2 separate regions of the Homo sapiens genome follow, and region 2 is linked to region 1. Evidence: chromatin loops called from intact Hi-C (ENCODE). Cell type or tissue: ovary. All regions are shown on one strand.

The links. A loop is a pair of places that touch in the nucleus more often than their neighbours do. Peaks named below come from ENCODE experiments on the same cell type or tissue, not always from the same donor. Only the 100,000 strongest peaks of a DNase experiment are listed, where the experiment ranks them.
Region 2: it touches region 1 in a loop (31-fold over the local background); 2 of 110 quality-filtered maps call a loop at or near these places.

What each region holds. Positions count from the first base shown.
Region 1 is chr17:48,970,540-48,975,539 of GRCh38, reverse strand. No RefSeq gene overlaps it. Among named protein-coding and RNA genes, the nearest start is that of GIP, 4.4 kb to the right of the region's middle. In ovary, no CTCF peak of the experiment used is centred here; a DNase peak (open chromatin) is centred at 2,989.
Region 2 is chr17:48,236,575-48,241,574 of GRCh38, reverse strand. The region is part of intron 4 of SKAP1 (src kinase associated phosphoprotein 1); the gene reads left to right. Among named protein-coding and RNA genes, the nearest start is that of SKAP1-AS2, 55 kb to the left of the region's middle. In ovary, no CTCF peak of the experiment used is centred here; no DNase peak of the experiment used is centred here.

The DNA of each region.
Region 1 (5,000 bases):
GAAACCTCCGCCTCCAGGGTTCAAACAATTATCCTGCCTCAGCCTCCCGAGTAGCTGGGACTACAGGCACATGCCAACACACCCAACTAATTTTTTTGTATTTTTAGTAGAGACAGGGTTTCACCATGTTGGCCAGGATGGTCTCGATCTCCTGACCACGTGATCCACCCGCCTTGGCCTCCCAAAGTGCCGGGATTACAGGCGTGAGCCACCGCACCAGGCCCAGCCTGGCTTTCTTAATTCACTGTATTTAATTTTCTCCATAGCCCAAGCACAGTGGCTCACACCTCTAGTCTCAGCACTTTGGGAAGCCAAGGCAGGAGGATTACTTGAGCCCAGGAGGTCAAAACCAGCCTGGGGCAACATAGCAAGATCTGTACTTAAAAAATAAATGACCGGGCATGGTGGCTCATGCCTGTAATTCCAGCACTTTGGGAGGCTGAGGCGGGTGGATCACAAGGTCAAGAGATCGAGACCATCCTGAACAACATGCTGAAACCCTGTCTCTACTAAAAATACAAAAATTACCTGGGCAAGGTGGCACTCACCTGTAGTCCAGCTGCTCAGGAGGCTGAGGCAGGAGAATCTCTTGAACCCAGGAGCGGAGGTTGCGGTGAGCCGAGATCGCGCCACTGCACTCCAGCCTGGTGACAGAGGGAGACTCTGTCTCAAAAAAATAATAATAACAAAATAAAATAAAATTAGCCAGGCATGGTTGTGCATGCCTGTAATCCCAACTACTCAGGAGTTGGAGGAGGTCAGGCTACAGTGAGCTGTGATTTATTTTTTATTTTTTATTTTTTGAGACGGAGTTTTGCTCTTGTCCCCCAGGCTGGAGGGCAATGGCACAATCTAGGCTCGCTGCAACCTCCACCTCCCGGATTCAGGCGATTCTCCTGTCTCAGCCTCCTGAGTAGCTGGGATTACAGGTGTGTGCCACCACACCTGGCTAATTTTTGTAATTTTAGTAGAAATGGGATTTCACCATGTTGGCCTGGCTGGTCTCGAACTCCTGACCTCAAGTGTTCCTCCCACCTTGGCCTCCCAAAGTGCTAGAATTACAGGCATGAGCCACCATGCCCGGCCAGTGAGCTGTGATTGTGCCACTACACTCTAGCCTGGGTGACAGAGTGAGAAGACCCTAAATTAAAAATAAAAATCAATAATTTAAAAAATAATGATGATTTTCAGCATAGAGTGATGCAGGGGAGATCATTGCAGAGAATACTGCCAGCCAACACTAGCAGGATACCTTCAAGTTAACAGTAAGGTAAGCTGGGAAAGTTTTGTTCTTATGTCCAGTTTAGAAATGGGCAAGTGAGTTAAGCCTCAGAGTGGTTAAGAGCTTTGCCCAAAGCCAAACATAACCTTGGTAGTGGGGACAGGTGGAGCTGGGGCTTGAACTCCAGTCTAATCCTCTCTCTCTGCCCACCAAGCTGCTCCTTAATCTAATTAAGGAGGTATATGTTTTCCGAAGTTGCAGAAGCCCCACCCACACACTCACCCATTGCAGGACTCGGATACCAGGGGCAGGAGGGGGCGCAAGGGTAGGGGAGGTTCCACTGGGGACTCTGGAAACTGCTCCATCCTTCATGCCCCCACACAAGGAAAAGGAAGAGAAAACCCTCCCTTCTCACCACTGTCTTCCTTTCTCTGGGATGTACCCCTAGCAGAAAAACAGAGGAGCTCAGGAATTCTGCTCTTTCAGGGAGGCCCAGCCCTTTTCTTTTTCTTTTTCTTTTTTTCTTTTTTCTTTTTAGACAGAGTCTCGTTCTGTTGCCCAGGCTGGAGTGAAGTGGCGTGATCTCAGCTCACCACAACCTCCACCTCCCGGATGCAAGTGATTCTCCGGCCTCAGCCTCCCAAGTAGCTGGGACTACAGGCGTGCACCACCATGCCCAGCTAATTTTTTGAATTTTTACTAGAGACAGGGTTTCACTATGTTGGCCAGGCTGGTCTCAAACTCCTGACCTCGTGATCCGGCCGCCTTGGCCTCCCAAAGTGCTGGGATTACAGGCGTGAGCCATCGTGCCTGGCCCCCTTTGGCCTTTTATCCTAAATACACAATCAATTTTTTCCCTCCAGCAGGACTCCTTGGAAGTGAGGACCTTGTAGCCATCTTCTCCCATTCCAACTCTTCACTGCAGCCCTCCTCCCACGGATTAGGCAGCAACTACTAAGAGCTTGAGCTCTTTTCCCGACAAACAAAAGCCTTTGAAAACAGCAAGAGGGATTGGGGTTAGAACTGGGAGAGGACTTCCAAACTGCTTCAAACTGCTTGTAGCAGATGGCCATAAAGGCTATAGATAGCATATTCTTTTTTTTTTTTTTTTTTTTTTTTTTTTTTTGAGACGTACTTTCACTCTGTCATCCAGGCTGGAGGGCAGTGGCACGATCTCGGCTCACTGCAACCTCCTCTGCCCACTGGGTTCAAGTGATTCTCCTGTCTCAGCCTCCCAAGCAGCTGGGATTACAGGCGCCTGCCACCATACCTAGCTAATTTTTGTATTTTTAGTGGAGATGGTATTTCACCATGTTGGCTGGGCTGGTCTCAAATTCATGACCTCAAGTGATCCGTTCGCCCAGGCCTCCCAAAGTGCTGGGATTACAGGCGGGAACCACTGTGCCCGGCCATATATTCTTCTTGAAGACCCCTCTGGAAAGTATCTATCAGGACCTAAGGGAAATGCTGTCGGCAAAAATGTTTGGGAGCATGACTGTGTGTGTGATGTGACTGTGGGGAAAAGCTGGAGATAGTCCCTCTAAGCATCAGGATAGACCGGAGGACTTGGCAAAGTTGTTGGGCATCAAGTCACCTCTTGTTTCCTCCTCTGCCTAAGAAGAAATCTGTTGACTGGTGTGAGAGAAGCCAGAGAGGGAAGTCGGCTTTCTCAGTCAGCTGTGAGTTTGAAGACTAAGTGAACTTCAAAAGCAGGGTCCACGGCGGGGAGGCAGCAGCCAGCCCTCTGAGTCACCCTGACCTGGCTGCAGAGCTGGGCCAGAATGTCTGCGCCAGCGAGGGGGATGGGGATGGTGGTGGGGGTGGCGGTGAGTCACCAGTGGGGACTGGAAGAGCAAGCAAACCCCAGATGCTCTTCTGCTGTTACAGTTCTCATTCCTGAGGGCCCAGTCAGAACCCAGGAAGGGCTGGGAAATGGGACCCAGGGTTCTCTTGCGATGGCACTGCCCATCACCCCTTCTCTGAATCTCACTCCCCTGATTACCTAACTCCTGTAACACCTCAGAAACCCCCCAACCCAACCCAACACACTCTTTCTTTTTTTTGGCGGGGGATGGAGTCTCGCTCTGTCTCCCAGGCTGGAGTGCAGTGGAGTGATCTCAGCTCACTGCGACTTCTGCCTCCTGGGTTCAAGTGATTCTTCTGCCTCAGCCTCCCAAGTAGTGGGGACTATCGGCACTTATTGGCCAGGCTGGTCTCAAACTCCTGACCTTGTGATCTGCCCTCCTCGGCCTCCCAAAGTGCTGGGATTACAGGCGTGAGCCACTGTGCCGGGCCCCCACACACTCTTTCAACTTGTGTGGGTGTTGGGCTAGTTGGGGTGTCCTCCTGACCCCCATCCCCTGTGTCCTCTCTGACCCCTCACATGCTAGCAATTCTCCATAGTGAAATGGGAAGAGGGAGGCTCTGCTAATTCCAGAGCCTCCTCCTCCCCACCCCCAACCCCAAACCTGCACAGAACTCTGCACACCAGGGCGCTTCTCCTTATGGTGTGGACAGGCTGGCTTAACTGCCAGTTGGATTTATTAAATGATTTTGATCAAGTCCAGCAGGCTCTTCCAATCCTCAGAAACTTCCCAGGGTCATCTTTTCAATTTCCTGCCTCCCAATATGCCTTTTGGGGGAGCTGTGGAACCCCCTAGGAGTTTGGCTTCATCTCTGATCTCCCCTGGCCCTCCTCGCATATTCTGCTGCTTCTGGGGAGTGTGGAACTTGCAGACTTGAGCAGGAGCTCTAGGCTTGGGGGCCCTCCCCACATTCCCTGTTCCTGCCTGCCCTGCTCTTCCCTGCCTACAGGGTCCAGGACATATTCTCTCTTGTCTGTGCACTGCAGGGCATGAGGGCCAAAGATCAAAGAGAAATGGGGATGAGGCTGCAGAGAAGGGGGTGGGGTGGGGACTTAAAGTACACTTGCTTGGCCAGTCACGGTGGCTCACGCCTGTAATCCCAGCACTTTGTGAGGCCGAAGCGGGCGGATCACTTGAAGTCAGGAGCTCAAGACCAGCCTGGCCAACATGGTGAAACCCCATCTCTACTAAAAGTACAAAAATTAGTCGGGCATGGTGGTTCTTGCCTGTAATCCCAGCTACTCGGGAGGCTGAGGCGGGAGAATTGTTTGAACCGGAGGTGGAGGTTGCAGTGAGCTGAGATCGTGTCACTGCACTCCAGCTTAGGAGACAGAGTGAGACTCCGTCTCTAAATTAATAAACAAAATGAAGTACATTGGCCTTCAGAGCAGCCCACCCCCAAAACAAATCCACAGAGTACAAGGCAGGGGCTCATGGCTGCTAGAGCCCATCACAGAGCCTTCCTTGACTCCAATTTGGCCCCAGACTCAGGGTTCCCAGGGAATGTTGTCCACTTTTCTTGGATACTGTTGCCTCCAGGCAGGAGGCAGATTTGAACACAAGCCCTTCTGAGCTCATTAACTGTGTTGCTCAGCAGAAAACAAGATCACAAGCAGCCCTCACATCTCCCTTGGAGGTCAAATCTGAATCGACGTCTAATCTCTGCCCATTGGTAGCTGGGAGATGGAATTTGGAGAGCTTGCTAAGGGAGGAGTTTTTCTAGATGGTGGAGAATGGGTGGGTATGCAGAGGAGGTTTCCAGGAGGCAGAGGTAAGTGACCCTGCTAGTCCAGGTACCTCTCATCCCACACGCACACTTAATTTCATGCTGGATCTGCTCCTAGGCTAGGGTGTTCACCTGGAAAGGAAGGTGGCCTTTATTAGGACCTGGAGCTGATAGGCAGAGCATGAGC
Region 2 (5,000 bases), 730 kb after region 1:
TGTGAGGCATCTGGGTCTGCTTTTTGTGTCAGCTGAGGCACAAATGTGCATGATTTAACCATACAACTATTGAACTAGCATTGGCCTATTAAGACTTCAGATGATCTGTTCATGAGCTGTCAGCCCAAATTGAGCTTGAAGCCTGCTGTAAAAGATCTAATTTTCATAATTATCCAGAACCTTCACACCCTGCTTCCCTTCAGTACCACCCACCTCCACACATGCACACAGAGGAGTAAACACATACATATGGACACAGAGACACAGGGCAGCACTGTCCCTGGAGATTCATCAGGCCTCTTGCCCGAAAATGCAGAGTTCATCCAGGGGTCAGAACTGGCTTTGACTTCCTGTTTGAGGAGCCCCATGTGTGGTGTTCCAGCATTGCTAGAGGCTAGTGATGACTAAGTAACCTTTTCACACTATAGCCTCCCACCAAGAAACAAGGTCCCTTATGATCTTGGACCCAGAGTGATTAGGGCACAACAAATATCTTTTTAATATATAAGGTGGAACTAATGCCAGTAGAAATAGCACTTTGCTGTCTCATGGCCTCACATTTATAAAAAGAGGATAGAGCTGTTGTCTTTGAAGATGAAGAATTTTAAAGGCAACCTGATTTAGTCTCAGAGTACACTAGGGACTTTCATCGTTTAGTAGTTGCTTAAGGCTAACTTTGAGCTTTACCTGACCCAAGTCTTCAAAGGAAGCCATCATACTATGTGTGGAGTTCAGCTGGTAATATCTTTCTAGGTAATCTGGATTGTGAACGAGTGGGAACAGGCAGCACTTTCAGGTTTAACTCTTTGCAGCACTGGGATAACTGGCACATGCTTCAAGGATTAGGTCATTCTGATGTCCCTCCAGTAATTCCACTGGAACAACACTGCACAATAAACCATTTGGTTTCTGGACATATATTGCCCATGTGTGAAGGGTGGACAGGCAGCACTTTACTAGGTTCTTCTCATACAACCTCAGGTTTTTGAGGCTGCTGAGGTTTAAATCCCTTGTCTGAATATGGGACAACTGTATTTCTATACTGGTTGTCGATTGTCTTTGCCCTCAGAGGGCATTTGCTGCAACTCAGGGTTCTACAGTTAGAATAAAAGGAGTTATTTCCTGTCTTCACTGCTTTTTTGCTTTTTTTTATTTTTTTATCATGAGTGGAGACTGAGTACATTACTCAAACCTTGGCTTTTCCCTGAGGTCCGTTGTTTACAGAGAGACATTTGGGTCCCTGGGGCTCACTCCCATAAAATCTTATTATCATATATTTCAAGGCATAAACTTCAGTTGTCAGCTCAGGAGCAGTTCTGAAAGCACTGGCTGCTCTTGTTTTTCTTCTCCTTTACTCTGGTTTATTTTTCTTGCAGCTTTGGCTTTTTTTTTTCCCTTCTCCCTCATATCTAGCAATGCTCAATTCCAAGCTGGCTCGCTCCTTATTCCACTAATTAGACAAGAAGTCCAGAGAGGCCATTATTAGATTCTGAGAATCTTTATCAGAGCCCATTATGGCCTTAAATACTGCACAAACATTTTACTAACTGAATCCATGAACATTTCAGCTGATCCACCTTTGGTCTTTAACATCTACCTTCTTTTGTACCTATAGAGTTATGTTACTGATGATAGAGGTTCTCAACAGCTTATTTTTCTTTGTATTAATTTTCTTAGAGGCCATGATTCAAGTTCATTCTCTCTCTCTCTCTCTCTCTCTCTCTGTCTCTCTCTCTCTCTCTCTCATTCTAATTACTGTTGGTGGGGGTGGAGGGGGTCTGAGAAGCCTGCTTTTCCTTGGTGAGATACGTGTGAGTATGTGTAATGTCATATGTGTTAATGTCACCAGTGAGTAGGATTCATGGTTGCCTGTTTTTCTCTCATTTTCTTTACAGAGCCAGGGATTATTTGTATGGACCAATGGTCTCAGTTTTCTTTCAATGGAAGAATAATTCTGCATTATAATATAGTAACTGCAAAAGAAAGCTTTTTCTATTTCACTCTTTTCTTTCTTAATTCACTGTCTAGTGAGTTTCTGATTGACTCACAGACCAATTAAAGTAAAATTTAATGGAAGAATAGATTAACTCCCTGAGGTTTCCCTACCATCCATCACATTTTTATAGCAGGAGCTGTGAGGAAGCTCATAACTTCATGCTGTGAATGTGATAATAAAGAGGGCACAGAGAGGATTCCGATTTACTGCCAGGCTGATGTTCGCCAGGACAGAATTTACTGCCCAATCCCCTTCCCCTTTTTATTCAGGAGGAGGTCACTAGATCTGCCCTCAGCCTGGGTCTGAGATACTGAAGGGCAGATTGTCAAGTCGAAATTCTTTCCCTTTAATTGGGCTGGTGGTGGTGCGGAATGTGAATTTCACTGTCCAGAGATGGTTATTGTGTTAAATTCATTTCTGTCTTCAGGAAGCTGTGGTCACCCCAAGTGTTCATATTTTTAAAGGGTGCATTTGATTTGTTATGATTCATATAGAAAATCAGAAGTAAGGCCAGATATTTCTGTTTTCAAGTCACTAAGTCATTGTCTTTTATTTATAAGCTTTTTCAAATAACTAAAGATACCTGTCTCTACATCTTCATAGTCAACATTAATAATGTCTTTTTCTGGGCATCTTTCATTTGAAGATCTCAAAAAGTACTTTATAACCATTATTTTGGTCTTTCTGACAGGGCCAAAATAACCTACTAGCCTTCCAAACATTTCGCCAGTTCACTGTTTCTCTGAGTCATCTTAAAAATAAAGTGTGACAAGGATCACAATATAATAGTAGTCATGTGATGGAGCTCCATATCCATGCCTAAGATTAATTTTGTGCACTTATTACAATTTTTTACTTCATGAAGCAAAGTCTGTTTTTTAGGCCTTGACTATTTAAACCTATCTCAACTGGGCGCGGTGGCTCATACCTGTAATCCCAATACTTTGGGAGGCTGAGGTGGGAGGATTGCTTGAGCCCAGGAGTTCGAGACCATCCTGTGCAACATAGGGAGACTGCTGGGCATGGTGGCACACGCCTGTGGTCCCAGCTACTCAGGAGGTTGAGATGAAAGGATTGCTTGAGCCTGGGAGGTTGAGGCTACAGTGAGCTGTGATCATCCACTGTACTCCAGCTTGGGCCACAGAATGAGACCCTGTCTCAAAAAAAAACTCAAAATAAATAAATAAACAAACTTATGTCAAGTTTCATGACTACATGAAAGATAATCTTTTTGTCCCCAGAAGCTTGGTGAGATAGAAATCAATATTTTAAAATCATATTCATCTGATTGTCCTTGAAGTCAAAGCCTGTAATCCCAGCATTTTGGGAGGCTGAGACGGGTGGATCACCTGAGGCCAGGAGTTCGAGACCAGCCTGGCCAATATGGTGAAACCATGTCTCTACTAAAAATACAAAAATCAGCCGGATGTGGTGGCATGCGCCTGTAATCCCAGCTACTCGGGAGGCTGAGGCAGGAGAATTGCTTGTACTCAGGAGGCGGAGCTTGCAGTGAGCCAAGATCATGCCACTGCACTCCAGCCTGGGCAACAGAGCCAGGCTCCGTCTCAAAAACAAAAAACAAAAAACAAAACAAACAAAAAACAACAACAACAACAACAAAAGCAGAGCGAGGCTCTATCTCAAAAAAAAAAAAAAAAATCTGAACCAAACTCATCAATCTTTCCCTTCACCAGCCCAGTCTTCTTCATGTATACAAAATCTTAGGAATTATTCCACCCTTCAATGTGTTGTGGATTGGAAACTTGGGAATGGTCCTAGATTCTATCTCTCTTGCACAACTAGCATTTCATTGGTCACAAAACCCACTGACTTTACCTCTTCAAAATCCCTTAAAACCATTCCTTCTCTCTCCTCTTGCCTTAGTTCAAAGTTCTCATCACCTCTTTGTCGGATTGCCATGATCATCTTCCAGTTAATCTCCCTATCTTTCATCCTCCTCCAATACATCCTCAATGCTAATAAAAGAATAATCCCTCTAGAATGCAAATTTTGTAATTTTACTGCTAAAAATACTTAAATGACCTCTCATTGCTTGTAGCATAAATTTAAATGCTGTACCATGGCTTACACAATCTTTAGTAAGGCAGCATAGCTTCATGGCCTAGAGCAATGATTTATAGGTTTGGAACAGTATCATGGGATTGACAATTTTCAGTTTTGACCAGAACATTTTTAAGATCACTACCACCTTCTAGCTACGTGATTTCACAAACAAAAAAAGAATTTTGATGTCAGAAAATAGGAAGAACACAAGTTAGGAATAAAGTCTCTTATATTGAATAATGATACAACTTTATGGAAAAAATCACTATGTAGTCCTTATTTTCCTCATTTTACCATAGCCCTGAAAATCTTTATGACATTCTCTTATTGTATTTGGGAACCTGAAATGATTAGGGCACAACAAATACCCTTGTAATACGTAAGGTGGAACTAACAACAAGTAAGTGGATGGTTTCTGGAGTCAGAAAGAACTGGATTTCAAATCCAACTTCATGACCTAATAGTTGTATGATCATGAGTGAGTCACTTATCCTCACCAAATTCAAGTTCCCTTATTCATAAAATAGAGATAATGGTAGTACCTACCTCTTACTGTTGTTTTGAAGATTACATGATACAATGCATAAGAATTGCTTGGCCCAGTGCCTGGCACATAGTAAGAAATGTAACTACTTGACAATAGAGTAGATATTACTATTTTGACTTCCTGACCTCATTTCCTGTGACTCTCCTTACAAGCATCCTATGTCTACAGATATACTAAATGACTTATCAAGTGTAAAACACACTCTTACACACCTTAGCAGATACTTTTCTCTTTGTCTGGAATCCTGTTTCTTACTTGTAAGTCTGGTGAATTCCTTCTCTTCCTTCAAGATTTAGCTCAAACTTCGCAGTCTCAGTTAACATCCTATTCGTTCCTCCTCCTCCATTGGCAAGCAGTCTTCCATAGTCTCACAGCATTTTATAAATTGCCAGA